2 separate regions of the Homo sapiens genome follow, and region 1 is linked to region 2. Evidence: chromatin loops called from intact Hi-C (ENCODE). Cell type or tissue: endothelial cell of umbilical vein. All regions are shown on one strand. Links, peaks and the distances in the headings refer to the core of each region. The heading gives the core; the rest is flanking DNA.

Region 1 (8,153 bases), core at 2,325-6,324, 96 kb after region 2:
CCAAAGGTGAATGTCCTAGGAAAACCAGCAAAAGCTGTATCTTCTTTTATTACCTAGCCTTGGAAGTCTCCTAGCAGCACCTCCAGTGGAGTCAAAGTTTCCCAGATTGTGGGAAAGGAACACAGCCCTTGTCTCTCTGGGAGGAGTGTCAAAATCCCAAGGTAAGAAGGGCATGTGGGGTAGGGGAGATTGTTCCAGCCATCTTTGGAAAATGCAATCTGCTACAATCCTCTTCCATGATTTTTCTTCCTATGCCCAACTTAATGGTAGCATCATCTGGAGTTTGATCACTGACTGATATCACACTTTTCCCTGGTCAATTTTATCCACACCGACTCCCATCTACACATTGGTGATTGCTTGGTCTACATCTGATTTAGAATATGCACAAATATCTTCACTTAGATTTCTTAAGGTGTCTCAAATTCAACACATCCAAAACAATCCTTCTTGGCCCCTCATCAAGTCTGCTTCTCTTTCTGTACTACCCAATGTGATTCATGACACCACCTAATTTCTGAAGTCATCTAAGTAAGAAAACAAGTAGGCATCTTTGATTTCTCCCTTTCACCTTCACCCTTCCACATCCAACTGGCTGCCATCTTTCAACAATACTGCCTGCTTGATATTTTCAGTCCTTCTTTTCTTCAACCCCACTATCAACTCATTGACCTTAACTCAGATGCGCATGGTCTCTAGGTGGGTTTTTGTAATTAATTCATAAGTGGTCTCCCAGCCTGGAGTCTTGCACCCCCTCCAAACTACTCACTGCTTGATCTTTCTAAAACATTATTCATGTTACTCTCCTGCTTAAAATTCTGTAATGATGCCCACTGCCTACAGCACCAAGTTGACGTTCCTTTGTGTGTAGGTGCCTTGTCCCTCATGATGGGTCACCACCTCCCTTTGCAGCTACCCTCCTTCTATTCCCTCACAATCAACCTACATCACAGCATCCTGAACTTCTTGCAGTCTCTAGAACATACTTTCTCATACTTCTATGCCTTTGCACATGCGTTCCCTCTGCTTGGACGTTCCTCTCCAACTCCTGCCTTAGAAATTCCTGCTAGGTGTCAAATACCTACATCAGGCGGGACTGCTTTGACTCTGCCTTCAGAAGACTCTCAGCCCCTATGTCCTATGTGTTGCCATAGCACCTCTTCCCATCATCATATTGTTCTTACACATAACATTTTCACATGATGTTATCATTTGTTTGTATTATCATCACCATTCTGACCACCATCACGATATGAGTCTGTATTTGAAAGGAATGCTATCAGAAAACACCCCCTTCATTACAGGCAACCCGTTACAAACTTGATAACACATCAAACAAGACATGATTCTGTCTAGTGTTAAGAATGAAATAAACATGATGGGCAGTGGTGGGATGGTGTTCTGTGATATCCTGCCACCTTCAAGAGGAACAATGTTGAAGGATCGCTGCTAAATCTGGGCTACCAACACTGCATGGGAGGCATCTCCTCATGTTTTGGTCACCACAACCCCATGAAGGAAGTATGATTACCTCCCATTTCACCTATGAGACCGAGTTTCAGACAGGCTCCATGATGAGCACAAGGCACTCAGCAGCAGGTGGCAGAGCCAGCCTTTGAGCCCACGAAGGTCTGACTCCAGGGCCCATGCTATTGCACTGCCTCTACTACTTTTCTTAGTCTCAAGTAGCTGATGCTTCACCTCTCCTGGGCATTTTCAGGACAGATCAGTAACCCCAGAAGTCACATGTGTGAGAGCCTATGAAGAGGAGCTACAACAAGGCTGAGGAATGCCAAGTGCTAAACCCCATAAGTGACCAGTAGAGAAGGATCTGTTGAAAGGTCTTCCCTTAAGGGCATGTGCTGGAGAAATCCACCCCTTCGGAGACAGTGGCACCATTGTTCAGATAAGTTACACAAACATGAGCAAGAACTAGATCCCACCAGCAAGAGAATTCACACATGCATGCATGCTTGGCAAGTGAAGCTCCAGATCAAGGCAGCTGGTTTCACTCATAGGTGGGAAGAAGTTCCACAGAGGTACATTTCTGATAAGGTTTAGTTCATTACAGAAGTGTATCAGTCCTGACTCTCTGTTGTGAATGACAGAAAATAAAATCAAATGGACTCAAGCAAATAAAAAATTTATCAGCGAATTTATTAATGTATAATGAGCCACCCCCAAGACCTTGTGGCTTAAAATAACAACTCTGATTCTGTGGGCTGATGGGGCCATCCACCTGCTGGTTTCACCTGGGCCCCCCAGTGCAGCTGCATTCAGCTGGAAGGTCAGCAAGGCTGAGGTCCGAGACGACCTCACTGACATGTGGGGCAGCTAGGGGACTTCGGTTCTGCTCCACGTGACCTCTCCTCCTCCAGTAGGTTAGATGGTTTTCTTTCTTTTTTTTTTTTTTTTAATTGATCATTCTTGGGTGTTTCTTGCAGAGGGGGATTTGGCAGGGTCATAGGACAATAGTGGAGGGAAGGTAAGCAGATAAACAAGTGAACAAAGGTCTCTGGTTTTCCTAGGCAGAGGACCCTGGGGCCTTCCGCAGTGTTTGTGTCCCTGGGTACTTGAGGTTAGGGAGTGGTGATGACTATTAACGAGCATGCTGCCTTCAAGCATCTGTTTAACAAAGCACATCTTGCACCGCCCTTAATCCATTTAACCCTGACTGGACACAGCACATGTTTCAGAGAGCACCGGGTTGGGGGTAAGGTCGTAGATCAACAGCATCCCAAGGCAGAGGAATTTTTCTTAGTACAGAACAAAATGGAGTCTCCTATGTCTACTTCTTTCTACACAGACACAGCAACAATCTGATTTCTCTATCTTTTCCCCACATTTCCCCCTTTTCTATTCGACAAAACCGCCATCGTCATCATGGCCCGTTCTCAATGAGCTGTTGGGTACACCTCCCAGACGGGGTGGCGGCCGGGCCGAGGGGCTCCTCACTTCTCAGACGGAGCGGCTGCCGGGCGGAGGGGCTCCTCAGTTCTCAGACGGGGCAGCCGGGCAGAGACGCTTCTCACCTCCCAGAGGGGGTCGCGGCTGGGCAGAGGCGCTCCTCACATCCCAGACGGGGCGGCGGGGCAGAGGGGCTCCCCACATCTCAGACGATGGGTGGCCGGGCAGAGACGCTCCTGACTTCCTAGACGGGATGGCGGCCAGGAAGAGGCGGTCCTCACTTCCCAGACTGGGCAGCCGGGCAGAGGGGCTCCTCACATCCCAGATGATGGGCGGCCAGGCAGAGACGCTCCTCACTTCCCAGACGGGGTGGCGGCTGGGCAGAGGCTGCAATCTAGGCACTTTGGGAGGCCAAGGCAGGCGGCTGGGAGGTGGAGGTTGCAGCGAGCCGAGATCACGCCACTGCACTCCAGCCTAGGCAACACTGAGCACTGAGTGAACGAGACTCCGTCTGCAATCCCGGCACCTTGGGAGGCCGAGGCTGGCAGATCACTCGCAGTTAGGAGCTGGAGACCAGCCCGGCCAACACAGCGAAACCCCGTCTCCACCAAAAAAAATACGAAAACCAGTCAGGCGTGGCGGCGCGCGCCTGCAATCGCAGGCACTCGGCAGGCTGAGGCAGGAGAATCAGGCAGGGAGGTTGCAGTGAGCAGAGATGGCGGCAGTACAGTCCAGCTTCGGCTCGGCATCAGAGGGAGACCGTGGAAAGAGAGGGAGAGGGAGACCGTGGGGAGAGGGAGAGGGAGAGGGCTAGATGGTTTTCTTAAAGGGTGGTCTCAGGGCAGAGGTCCCACAGGGTGAAGGCAGAAGCTGCAAGGACCCCAAGGCCTAGTCTCCACAACTCACACAGTGTCACTCCCACCACCTTCAAGAGTCCAGGCAAGTCACAAGGCCAGCCCAGATTCAAAAGGTGTGGAAATAGACCCCATCTCTTAATGAAAGGAGCCACAAAGAAACTGTGGCTATATTTAATCTACCGTAGGAAGCTACTGGCTCATACAAACAAGAGATTTAAGGAAGCTTTTAGCAGAGTGGGATCCAGGTGTTCACAATATATTATAAGAAACCTGTCTCTTTCCTCTCTCAGCTTTCTTTTGCTCTGTGTTGGATTTATTTTGAAGCAAGCTTTTCCTTCATAGTGACCAAATAACTACCAATGACTACAGGCCTACATCTTTAGAGCATACAAACCCCAGGGCTTGTCTTTCTCCAGAGTTTCAATAAAAAGTCTCCAAATTGAATCCACTGGTCCAGCATAAGTCACATGACCATTCCTAAACCAGAGGAGGGCATACACTGATCAGGCCTGGGTCATGCATTCACCCTAGAACTGGGAGGTGGGATCAGTCCACTCAAGTTATGAAGAGTAGAGTGAGGGACGGTGTTCCCCAAAGGAAAGTAGAGATTCTATTGCCAGAAAAGACAGAGTAGAGGCTGGGCAGACCAAAACAACAGATGTTTCCTACAATAGGCATCTCAAGATGGTGACAAGGCAAAGAGCCACCAAAGAATGCACTGAATTTCCCTCTCCCAATGCATCATGGAATTTTGCCAGCTGACAAGTCCCTGTTTCCCAGCGGGGTGGTGTGTGCACCACTGAACAGCTTCTTGTGCATTTGAAAAACAAAGACATAGGACAAAGCCTTTTGCAATATGCACTTGCACAATTCTTCAATCTGGCAAAAGATATTCTTTCTCAGACATTTGTCAAATTCCTCCCTAAGATGTCCTACCCTAATAGGAATCAGAATACTTTTAACTCAGAGTTTTTTTCTGGAACAGATGCAAACACAACATCCCCCTTACTTTCCACAGCCCCATTATAGGCCAACTCATAAAATCTTAGAAGCAACTGGGCCAGAACTACATGAAGGCTGAGGGACAATGTGAAGATGTGTGCCATCAGTAAATTAATAATTCCCAGACCACCTCAGATAGTTCCATCCCCAAGAATATTTACAGTTTAAACTGCAGAAATTAGGATATCCACAACAAGTGAATGAATGAGTCAAAGGCTGAACAAAGGAGTGAGGAAATGAGTCAAAATGCACCTCCTGGTTAGAGCTGTGCTTCAGGCCCTGAACAAAGATGGTCAGAGGGCAAATGTACCTTAACAATTCAAGCAGCCCTTCTCTTTGGACCCTCATGGACTATTACTAATTTATGCTATAGCACTTCTCTTCATCTTCCTGGACATCTCCTGAGTATGGGAGAAGGAGCTGAGAAAAGATATCTCTCATTTTAAATTTCATCACATGGTATAGCAGTTGCATGTGACCCTTAAGACTTGGTCTTCCATGGAATTGGACATCATCTTTTTAGAACTGCAGCTGCCCAGTTGAGATTCCCAATTTCATGTCAGTAAAGGAGCAGCTCCAACCCAAAAACAAGAAGAGGGTAAGAAAAATCTGTCCTCGAAGAAGAGGATAAGATTTTGCTAATAATGGCCAGTTACAGGCTGGCATGACTAAAGGTCATGCTAGACCAGGCCATTGTGGCATGTGGCCATGAGTTTAATCAGCTGTGGCAAGCACAATGATGGAGAAGTGCAATTCACCTTGTTTTAGCAATAGGGAATGCCTGGTTATCAGGTTTCTCATAATTAACACAACAGGAGAGCCTTTGGGTGTTGGGGATAGGCAAGAACATGTTTGTTTTCTTGACACCTTCCAGCACATTATTAAGCTGTGAGTAAACACCCTGCTGCCTGAAGTAAGCATCTCAGGTCAATGAATCTCTGTGTGTCTCAGTTTTCTCCTCTGTAAAATGGGATGATAATAATGTCTTTGTCATCAGAATAAGATGGATTAGTATGTGCAAAGGGGCTTAGAAAAGTACCCGGCACATAAGAAGAGCCAGATAAGTGTTATAAGTGCTGTCCATTATGTACTGCTCCATAAACGAGGGACTATCTCGTTCCCTGTTGTATTTTGTTTCCCAGTGCCTAGAACACTAGCTGGCACATAGCAGTAGCTCAATAAATTTTTGTAGAACGTGTTGATTTGAATAGCAGAAAACACTAGCGCTGTGCCGGGTTCTTTGCTAGGAGTTTCAACATGAAATAAATGGCACACACACTCCCTACCCTCAGCCACATCCCATAAGGACTAGGTAGTTGGGTGGCTGCTTCCCACATGGCTGGCTCTAGGAGGCACAGGTGGGCCTTCCTCCTCTCTTCCTAGGCCTCCCTCTGCATTGACAACTTTAGCAAAGCACAGCCACATGAGCAGGAACTGTGAAAAAGTTTCCATAATCCACCACTGAGCACACTCTGTTTGTGTGTGTCTGGAGTGAATAGAAATGGGTATGGCGAGTATGTAAGAAGCTTGGTAGCCTCCAGTCCATCCTAACAACAAGTAAAAAGCTGAACAAACTGAAAATCAACAATTCTCATTTCACATGGCAAACCACTGCCCCCAAAATTGGACAGACAGGCAGATACAGAGAATCACAGCTTACCAGGGCAGAAATCTCCACAGGAACCAGTATGGTAAGAAAACCTAAACCGGTATCTAAACCTCAACAGTTTAGGTAGGAAAGCCTAAACTGTAACTGACAACCTGCCAGAGGCTCAGGAGGAATAAGTCTGAGGGTCAAAAACTGCAAGGGCACCTAGACTTAGGGGGACTTCCACATTTTAGTGAGTTTTACCTCCAGGAGCCCTACCTGGTTCTCACAGTGAATATCAAAGAAAAATCTCCTTGCCATTTGTATTAGTCCGTTCTCACATTGCTATAAGGAAATGCCTGGGGATTGGACAATTCATGAAGAAAAATGTTTAGTTGGCTCATAGTTCTACAGGAAGTATAGTGGTGTCTACTTCTGGGGAGGCCTCAGAAAACTTACAATCATAGCGGAAGGCATAAGGGAAGCAGGAACATCTTACAAAGTTGGAACAGAAGGAAGAGAGCCAGAGGGGGAAGGTGCCACACACTTTTAAACAACCAGATCTCATGAGAACTCTGTCACGAGAATAGTACCAAAAGGATGATGCTAAATCATTCATGAAGGATCCAACCCTATGATCCAATCACCTCCCACCAGGCCCCACCTCCAACACTGGGGATTACAATTGAACATGAAACTCGGGTAGAGACACAGATCCCAACCCTTCCGGCAGAAGAGGGAGAAGGCAGCCATTTTGAACCACAGCAAAGCATTCTGTTCCCGTAACAAGGCCTTTGCCATCAGGAGAAACTATTTTACCAGAGCCTAATCTGTTGGGATTTTATCAGAGACTAACCTACCTGGGAGAAGGGAAATAAACTCCAGCCCACCCTAGCCATCATGCTCCACCTAAGGTAGGGGGAAACACTGAGAAGCACTTACGAAGTTCACAGCCCAAGGGCACAGGCTCACCAAAAAACTGAGACCTAATCATAGGACTATAGAATGCTTCTCCTCCCCCCACATCTTACCACCACATCACTAAAGGCCTATTTACCACAAGTCCTTTTGCCCAATACGTCATGGCTGGCTTTCAACAAAAAATTACAAGGCATACTAGAAGGCAAACAAACAAACAAAACACACAGTTTGAAGAGATAGAGCAAGCATGAGTAGCAGACAAACATGGCTGAGATGTTGGAATTATTAGATCAGGAATTTTTTTAAAACTATGATTAATATGCTAAGGGCTCTAATGGAAAACGTAAACAACATACAAGAACAGATAGGTAATATAAACAGAGAAATGGAAATTCTGAGAAATAATCAAAAAGAAACGCAAGAGATCAAAAACACTATAAAAGAAATGAAGAATTCCTTTGATGGGCTCATTAGTAGACTGGACATGGCAGAGGAAAGAATCTCTGAGCTTGAGGATATGGCAATAGAAACTTCCAAAACTGAAAAGCAAAGAGAAAAAAGACTGGAAAAAAAAAACAGAATTGAATATACAAGAACTTTGGGAAAACCATGAAAGGTATAACATGTATAATGGGAATACTAAAAGGAGAAGAAAGGAAGAAACAGAAGAATTATTTGAAGCAATAGTGACTGAGAATTTCCCCAAAATTCATGCCAGACACCAGACCACAGATCCAGAAAGCTCAGAGAGAACACTAAGCCAGGTAATTGCAAAAAACAAAAACCCTAGTCATATCATATTCAAACTGCAAAAAAAATCAAAGATAAAGAAAAAAATCTTGAAAGAAGCCAAAGGAAAATACACCTTATGTATAGAA
Region 2 (8,153 bases), core at 1,466-5,465:
TGGTGGCACAGTAAGTTGCTAAATGGTAGCTACTATTCCTATTAGCTTGTCTAAGGTAGCATTGTGGAGCAAACATGGTCTTCCTGCCCTATCCCTGTGAATGACCCGTCTCCTCAACAGGACTCCAGTAGCTGACCAAGGGCAGGGGAATGGAGCAGTATGCTCCAGAGGCAGGCAATAAAGGGGTATTAGGTCTGTAGGTAAACTAAAAAAAATATGCACATATAGCTAAGAGTCTATCTGCTTTTTATAATCACTATGCCAGCAATTCAAAACAATGTCAGTGATAAAATACTCCTCCCCACTGGTATGGACCACACCATCACCCCCCATCCCTTTGGTGCACCACTGCCCAGTGGTCAGCTCCTGCCTTAAATGTTCCTTGTATTTCATCCTTTGACCCCTCAGTGGCAAACAGAGGCCTTAGCACATGATAGTTCTTGATGGATCTATGACCTTGGACAAGGCCCTTAGCAAGTCTGGGCTCCTGTTTTCTCATTTAAAACTAAGCGGCAATGCTAGATGACTCTCAGGCCCTTCTCACTCTAACGGCCCACAGTCTTACAATTAAACAAAATCAGGTGCACTTCCCAGTGACTCAGGGGCCAGATCCAAACTTAGCTTCCCAAGTCCCAGTGGAACAGAGCACCAGGAAGGGGCTGGGTTAAGGGGAAGGCTGCTCGGTGCTCTCAGGTTCTCCCTCGTACCTCATACCTCTTTCCACAGCCCTGCTATGTGGCCTGTGAGCCACACCTAACCTGCTATGTCTCGGAGATCCCATCTTCAGCACAAAAGTAACACCGTCCACCCCATATCCCTGACGTTGGCCGAGGCCACCTCCTCACAGGGATGTTTACAGTTGGCACTGTAAGTAGGGCATGCTGCTGGGATGAAGTGTCATGGGTGAGGAGGTGTAAGGGAAAATTACAAACCAACCAGCCTGTCTAAATAGTTTCTCTCTGTGTAACCCAAAATGGTCATGCATGGCTCACCATGGTCTGAAGTGGTGACCGCTTCCTTCCCACGCAGAGACTGAGTTCCTACAGGGCAGGGAAGAACAAGATCGAAATTCTACAGAGGATATTTCTTCCAGGATGGATTGTCCCAATATAGCATGGAGGCATTTTTCTTTTTAACTTTTCCCCCAAGGCATCACTGACTCGCACCCGCTCAAATTTTAGAAAAGTTCCCATCTCTATTGACTCATGGCATTAAGTGAGCAGATATGACCCTTCCACCAAAAAGAATATGAAATACTTCACAGTATCTTTGCAATGACAAGTACTGAGAAATAGCAAGCTGCCTTTTTTCTAGTTTTTCTCAGTAACTTCATTGGCTTTAACCTGACAGTCTCTGTACTTTCATTGGCCTTAAACTGACAGTCTCCGTACTTTTAAGAGCAAGTTCTAGCAAATAAAAATTTAGACAGAAAGGGAGGAGAAGGCACAGACAAAGGTGGAAGATGGAAAAGCTATTTAAATTTATCAAAATAAAGTATCACAACTTCACTCTTTACTCCCCAAAACATGAGTGTTGCCTGTGTGAGTGTGTTTATGAGATGTAGACCCCGTCTACTTCCAAAGCCACTTTACAAATAAACACAGAACAAGGATGCTCAGATCTAAGCAGAGACTGTAGTTGACTTCCAGAAAATTGGAATGAGCCAATGACAATACCTGGGCAAGATCTTCAATTTCAGTGTCTTAGCAGCAGAGGCCAAAAGGAAAATACCAGGGCACGTAGTTTTGCTATCTAACATTAAAAAGCAGACACACTCACCTCCAGAAACAGAAACAGAACCCTTGCTGGTGCAGCACGTCATCCCAGTGCTGTGTCCTGCAGCACATCCCTCCACCCTCCCACACCTTTGTGTTCCAAGCAGACAACATGGGGCAAAGGAGCAAGGCGACCAGGAAAGCTAATTTTAAAACAAGGTAAAAATGGACTGTGCGGCTAGGCTTCATGGGGCCTCCAAGTGTGTTTATTGCTTCTCTCCGCAAAGGGAAATTTTAAGAAAGAAAAAGGCCTTTGTTGCCATGGAGAAAGCCATAGGGATGACCACCCATCCCCCATCCCCAGCTCAATTCTACTGGCCATGATTGACCAAGGCACCTGCATCAGAGAGATGGGCAGACATCCAGAAGGCCAGTTATGGAAATAAATATCCAGGGTGTATTTTTATATAGATATTTTAAATGCACACAAGCCCAGACCCATCCTCGGCTGCTAACGTTAGTGGATTACTCATTCTTCCTCCCAATCACGTCATGTGCGAGATTCCAGGTGGCCATGGGGTATTTGCTTACGACGGCTACCGCTGGTTTCCCTGCGAGCTGTTTATTTTTCCAGGCCTCAAGTCATTACATCAGCCGGTGGTTTCTAGGCGGGCCAAGAGTGCTGGCTTGGGGGGTGGGGAATCCAGCCAGGAGGTGCAGTTGCCTCAGTGACCCCAAGTCCCAGTCATAGCAGCTATCCCAGCAGGAACTTCCTGGGTGAGGAAGAAGCAATCCAAGACGTGGCCAAATGGCCTGAAGCAGGCCTAGAAGAGCAGCACTCTGATACTGTGAACAGCTTACCTGTGACAGGTAAGGTGACATGAGAAAACACAGTCACAGTCATGCACGAGGAGGCCAGGGTGTCACTTTCATGGTAAAACTTAAAAGAAATGCATTTCCACCTTATGTCTGTGCTGATGGCTGTATCTCCAGGGAGCAGAGTCACCATGAGCTGCTCCATTCAATGATGTAGAGAAGGGAGCGCTGTGGGTCTAAGAGGCAAGGGAGGAAAGGCATGGCCCTTTCAGATTTAACTCACAGGGCCAGGGTCTAGGGCCTCCTTGAGGCCCTTGATCAGATCATGGAAGAAGTTAACTGGAAAAAAACAGGGACAAAGGAAAGAAAGAGATGACAAAACAAAGAGGGAAGTCACACCTCTCTACTCCACTTGAGGCCACAGAGTCAAGCCCCCAGGGCAGAAGGAAATGAGTGGTGGGCCTTGGGAGCATTACTTTGCTGCACAGAGAAGTGCATGAAGATATTTCCTGAGAGATTATACTTGCCCAGAAGAGAAAGGGTGGAAGTTCGTCATATAGAAACAAAGATGTAAATCAGAGCCATAGGAAAGTGCCTGCACATAGTCAAATTAGAAACATGAGAAGATGAGGTGAAGAATTAGATGAAACCTAATTCTTGTCACTTATTTCATATCTTTATCTTCTGTAACATATAGATGGTTAAAAAATATTTTAAACACTAGGTATATTAAGAAATGCCTTGGTAGCCAACCCCTGATTTAAAAAAAAAAAAAACTTAGCAAGAGTTCATATTTCCTTATAAAAGCAGAACAGAGGCTCCATCCAACACTCATCTATGGGAAGATGCTGTTCTCAAGTTCTAGCGTATTAGCTGGCCAGGTACATTGTCTTCCTGAATGCAAAAGGAATTCCTGGTGCACTGGAGATGCAATGGAGGAGAGGTTCAATGGAGGCGAGAACTGAAGAGAAGAGCAAAGAAGCAAATCTGTCAATGCTGAACCTGCCAATTACTCAAAAGGCGACACTGACTATAGTGAACACATGACAAAGCCTTAAAAACAAGGGCCAAAACTTCCAGGAGCAGAGAGGGAGACTAGGAGAGTCTGTAGGCATATGTGTCATGTTATTGCAAAACTTCAGCTGCCCAGTGGAACCTTTCCAACATCAACAATCCCCAGGCCAGAAAACAAACCTGGCGTCACAGGGTCTGAGTGTGAAAAAAGGATGTGTGGGGTGTAAAAGAAACTGGGATAGCCTTTTTGCCTCTGAGAGACAGCTGAGAAGAAGAGCTCTCACCCCGATGGGCTTCACGGAGTCCCATGGCAACCTCCCCGGGGATGCAGGCTGAAGCACACCTGAACCCAGGATCATCCATCAAACTCTAATGAAAAACTGTCTCAGGTGTTTGGCCAAAAGGCTCCAGTCCCTACCAGAGCCAAATATCCAGACATAAGTTATCATTAAGGTATATCTGACTTCTCATTAAACCAAATATGATAACATGTGACAAGTGGCTAGCAAAAGACATAAAGATATTCCACCAAGAGTCACCAGTGTTTTGTTGGGTTTAAAAAATCATTTATGGTATACCTACTATGTGCCAGGCATTACACAGATGCTCTTGAGTCCTCACAAAGAAATCCTGCAAGGCACTAAAACTTTGTTTTACATATAAGGAAATCAAGACTCAGGGAAGTTAATTAACTTTCCCAAGCTCACCAAACCTCTCAGTAGGAAGCTAGCATTGGAAACCAGGTTATAGGTTTGTCTGACACCAAAGCCCATGCTTTTGCCATTACATGGTTTATCTCCGCTACATGCAAAAGACTCCCTATCCACTACCTAAGAAAGCCAAACATCAAGATGCTTTTTTGGCAACCCGTTTGTGGGAGCATGCACCAGAACCGGACATTAAAGCTTGGAAAAGGTATGTGTGAGATGGTGAAGAGCCTTGTGAGCTGCCTCAGAGCTCCTGTGCTGATGCAGGCTTACCTGGGCATGTCAGGGAGCATCCTCCTGCCTGGACTATGAGAGGGGCCAGAAAACTTAAGTAAGACATCCCCATACACACACTCCCATCCAAATGCTTCTATTTCAATCATATATGCCAGAAGCCAGAAAGCTTTTCTGTAAAGGGTCAGATAATAAATATTTTAGGCTTTGCAGGCCATACAGGGTCTGTCACAACTATTCCACTCTACTATTTAGATGAAAATGGTCACAGACACTACACAAATATATGGCTGTGGCTGTGATCCAACCCAACTTTATTTTCAAAAGAAGGCAAGAGACCATTTGACAACCCCTGTTACAGGCCTTTGTGGCACCATATATTTTATACATAATTATATCAAAGAGATTGATAGGCATTCAGTCAATATTACCAGTTGATCAAGATGGAAAAAGTCTCAGTTGAGTAGGAGATTCCTAAGTTATCAATCTCTAACAGTTAGCCCTGGTCTCAGTTTCTCCCAGAGAACTGTTAGGTCTCTCCCAACTATCCTGTCATATACACGAACCTTACAGATATAACTGGGGTCAGCCAGAGAAAAATAAACGTGGCCAGGCCACCCCAACAAAAGGAAAGTGGATGGACCTGCCCAGAATCCATTTCTCAACATGACCCTATTCTCATCTAATTGGAGAGTAGGAATGAAAGCAGAAGAACTTCAGCGGAAGCAAAGATTATCAACTGACTTTGACCTCACCACTTTACTACATGCAGAGAATACAGCCCAAGAAGACAGGCATTCTATTCCCAAGGATAACTAGTTTTCTCCAGCCCAACCACTCCCTAGCTATGACTCAGGACAAGTTACTTCCTCTGTCTCAGCCTCTGACTCTTCATCTGCAAGATGGAGACAAGAACAATAGCTATCTCATAGGGTTATGGGGAAGCTCAAGTGAGATGACACAAATGTAAAGTTCCACAGGACCTGATAACAAAGTAGCTATTATGACAGTGCTATTCTAATTTTGATGATGATGATGATGATCTTTTCTCCTCCATCGTTCCCCAAAGCAATCAAATGCATGGGTAAGTGAAAAAGAAATTCAAGGAAACAATTGTTAAGGGCCAAGTGAGTGTTTCAGCCAAAAAAGTGCTGTATGTTATAATTCAGAGCTCACCTTCGTATCTTCCACTTGGTCACAGAATGAGAATTAACTCATGGGGGTCTTGCAGACCTTCCAGGGCCTCAGGGACTAGGAGACCAGTTGCAAATGTTACTTCCGGCACCAGGTACTACAGGCACCAAAACCACTTCTATTTGATTTATATTTGCCTAACAGGGAAAGGGGAATAGAGGGGGTCCTAAGAAGAAGCCTAATAGATGCCTTTGCTTAAGGTGACAATCATAAATTCTTTCTGATTGAAGAATTTTCAAAATAAGCACCATCATTACTATTCCCGTTATTCATACCAATAATAATGATAATAATAAATATATGTACTTACAATTTATCAGTTAGCCAGGCATCAGTTGAGTGCCATATAGACATTATCTTAGTTAACTTTTAACCATAGTCCTTTGAGGGAGAGATTGTGATTCCCATTTTGTGAATGAGAATTGAGGCTCAAAGGAATTATGTGACTTGACTGGGGTCACTAAGTGTTGGAGCTACAATGTGAACCCAGGTTTCACTAATTCCAAAGCCTGTGCTTTAACCACTGCACTATTCTGTCAAAGACTGACCCAAGGGGGTTCACAGTCTCCTTTCACTCCACCATCCCATATCTCCAACTTTTATCAGTGAACAGACACATGAAAAGGCAATGACCAGCCCAAGTCACAGAGGAACTCAACTGATGGCGTGTGAATTCACCTCCTGGTCTATATAATTCCTTGCATTCTAATGCCACATCGCCACCATTAGGACAGAGCTGGTGAACAGGTCAACTTAAAGGGGACCAATGACAGGACACTCATTAATTGATTGTCATGTAAAATTCTGCCTGCTGGTTCAAAGTCATATATCTTTTGTTCATAGTCTTGCCACCTATAAGGAAAAGAAGATAGGGCTAAATTCAACAACCAGGCATAAATTATGCAGAGTGGTATTTCGCATAATGAAGTCTTCGGTTGAAAAGATGATCCTCCTTGATAGAGATACAGATTTCGCTTGTGAACACATTTTCCTGTTGATGAACATTCAGTCTTTATTGATAGTAAATAGACTTTACTGACTCTGGTCTTTATTGTTATTAAATAGAGTCTACAAAAAAATCCTACAAATATGATCACCCCTCAAAAATTATCACTTTCTACAGAGGGTTCAGCCAGTGCTCAAACTTGACCACTCACAAGACCCCCTACCAAAAGATCAGACCAGAGAAGACATGACTGTAAGCACCTATTTAGAGCCTTCAAAACACACAGAATCGACTCCCTCCAGGCTTGAAGTCCAACTTCTTTATGTCCAGTCATTCTTTCAAATTCTTCTGCATGGCATATGGAAAGTTAACCAAAATATTATAATATACAGTCAAAGAAATTTGTTAAGAGGATCAACGACCTAAGAAAGATGATCTCTGAGATGATAATTGAAGAAAATTAAAGTTGGAAGGGATTAACTTATCCAATCTCTTTATTTTATAGCTATAGAAATTGACAACCAGACAGATTAAATGATTTTTCCAAACCCACACAATAAGTAGTCACAGAACCACGGGGCAAGGAAGGATGGACTGGGTACATATATAATCCAAGGAAGGTTATTTACCTGAATTTCTTATGTTGGTGTTGTTCAGTTTGGAGTCCTTGATCACCAAGTGTTTAATCCATAGAGTTGGGGCTGTGATTTCTAGGGGTGAGGAAAAGGAGAGAGAAAAAGTCTGGGCAAAGAGACTATGTGAGTGGAAGTGTAACCTCAGACTTCTTAATAGTCATTTTTCAAAGTCTGAGGCATTGAGGCTTCAGCTCTCTCCCACATCCACTCCTCCCAGTTCCCCTCCCTTCCTCACAACGGAAGCTTCTCTCCCCAACAGCTCATAAGAGCCGATCAGGGCATCCTGTGCTGGGAAGCAGAGTGGTCAGAATGCAGAGGCACTGAGCACTCCATCCAGGAATAAAAATATTATCCCAGGAGGTAAGGAACATGGGCCAAGCCAAGTCCCTCTCAGCTGCTTCCCTGGGAGAAGATTTAAAGGGGATAAATCAACAAACGAACGCCAAACAAACCACAGAGACCATTCTAGGGGAAACGGCTGAGCCGAGATTGCTCCAGGTGGGAAAGAAAGGAGTGCGTCTCATGTGTGCTTCAATCCCCTTTCTAATGGCTTCTCATGCGCAGAGGCTGAATTCCTCCATCAAGAGAGTGCCAGGGTGCCTCCAGCCTCTCCAGGATTTGGTCACCCAGTGGACAGATGGGAATCCTAAGTGACCTGAGCATACTGTGGAGTGACCTTCAATGAGGGTATTGGGGAGGTCTCCCAAGATGAGACAGTCTCCATCCCTCACCTGACCCCCCAGGGTCCCAGACTTGTCAATGATCCAGGACCTTTGTGGATCACAGAGACATCTACATCTAAACTTTTAGACATGAACATACAAAACTTCCCATAAGTGAGCTGATTGCAAAGGATATTGCACATTTCAATCCTCCTCAGAGCTAAGCTTGT

The links. Hi-C counts contacts between places; a loop is a spot of excess contacts. Peaks named below come from ENCODE experiments on the same cell type or tissue, not always from the same donor. Only the 100,000 strongest peaks of a DNase experiment are listed, where the experiment ranks them.
Region 1: it touches region 2 in a loop (13-fold over the local background); 1 of 110 quality-filtered maps calls a loop at or near these places.

The regions. Positions count from the first base shown.
Region 1 is chr14:69,898,163-69,906,315 of GRCh38, reverse strand. The region is part of intron 1 of SMOC1 (SPARC related modular calcium binding 1); the gene reads right to left. Among named protein-coding and RNA genes, the nearest start is that of SMOC1, 23 kb to the right of the region's middle. In endothelial cell of umbilical vein, for the core only: no CTCF peak of the experiment used is centred there; DNase peaks (open chromatin) are centred at 4,505 and 4,995; H3K27ac peaks cover 310 bases.
Region 2 is chr14:69,993,583-70,001,735 of GRCh38, reverse strand. It overlaps SMOC1 (SPARC related modular calcium binding 1), which reads right to left. Exons shown (of 12, transcript NM_001034852.3): 7 at 7,256-7,336. Among named protein-coding and RNA genes, the nearest start is that of SNORD169, 20 kb to the right of the region's middle. In endothelial cell of umbilical vein, for the core only: no CTCF peak of the experiment used is centred there; DNase peaks (open chromatin) are centred at 2,275 and 3,695.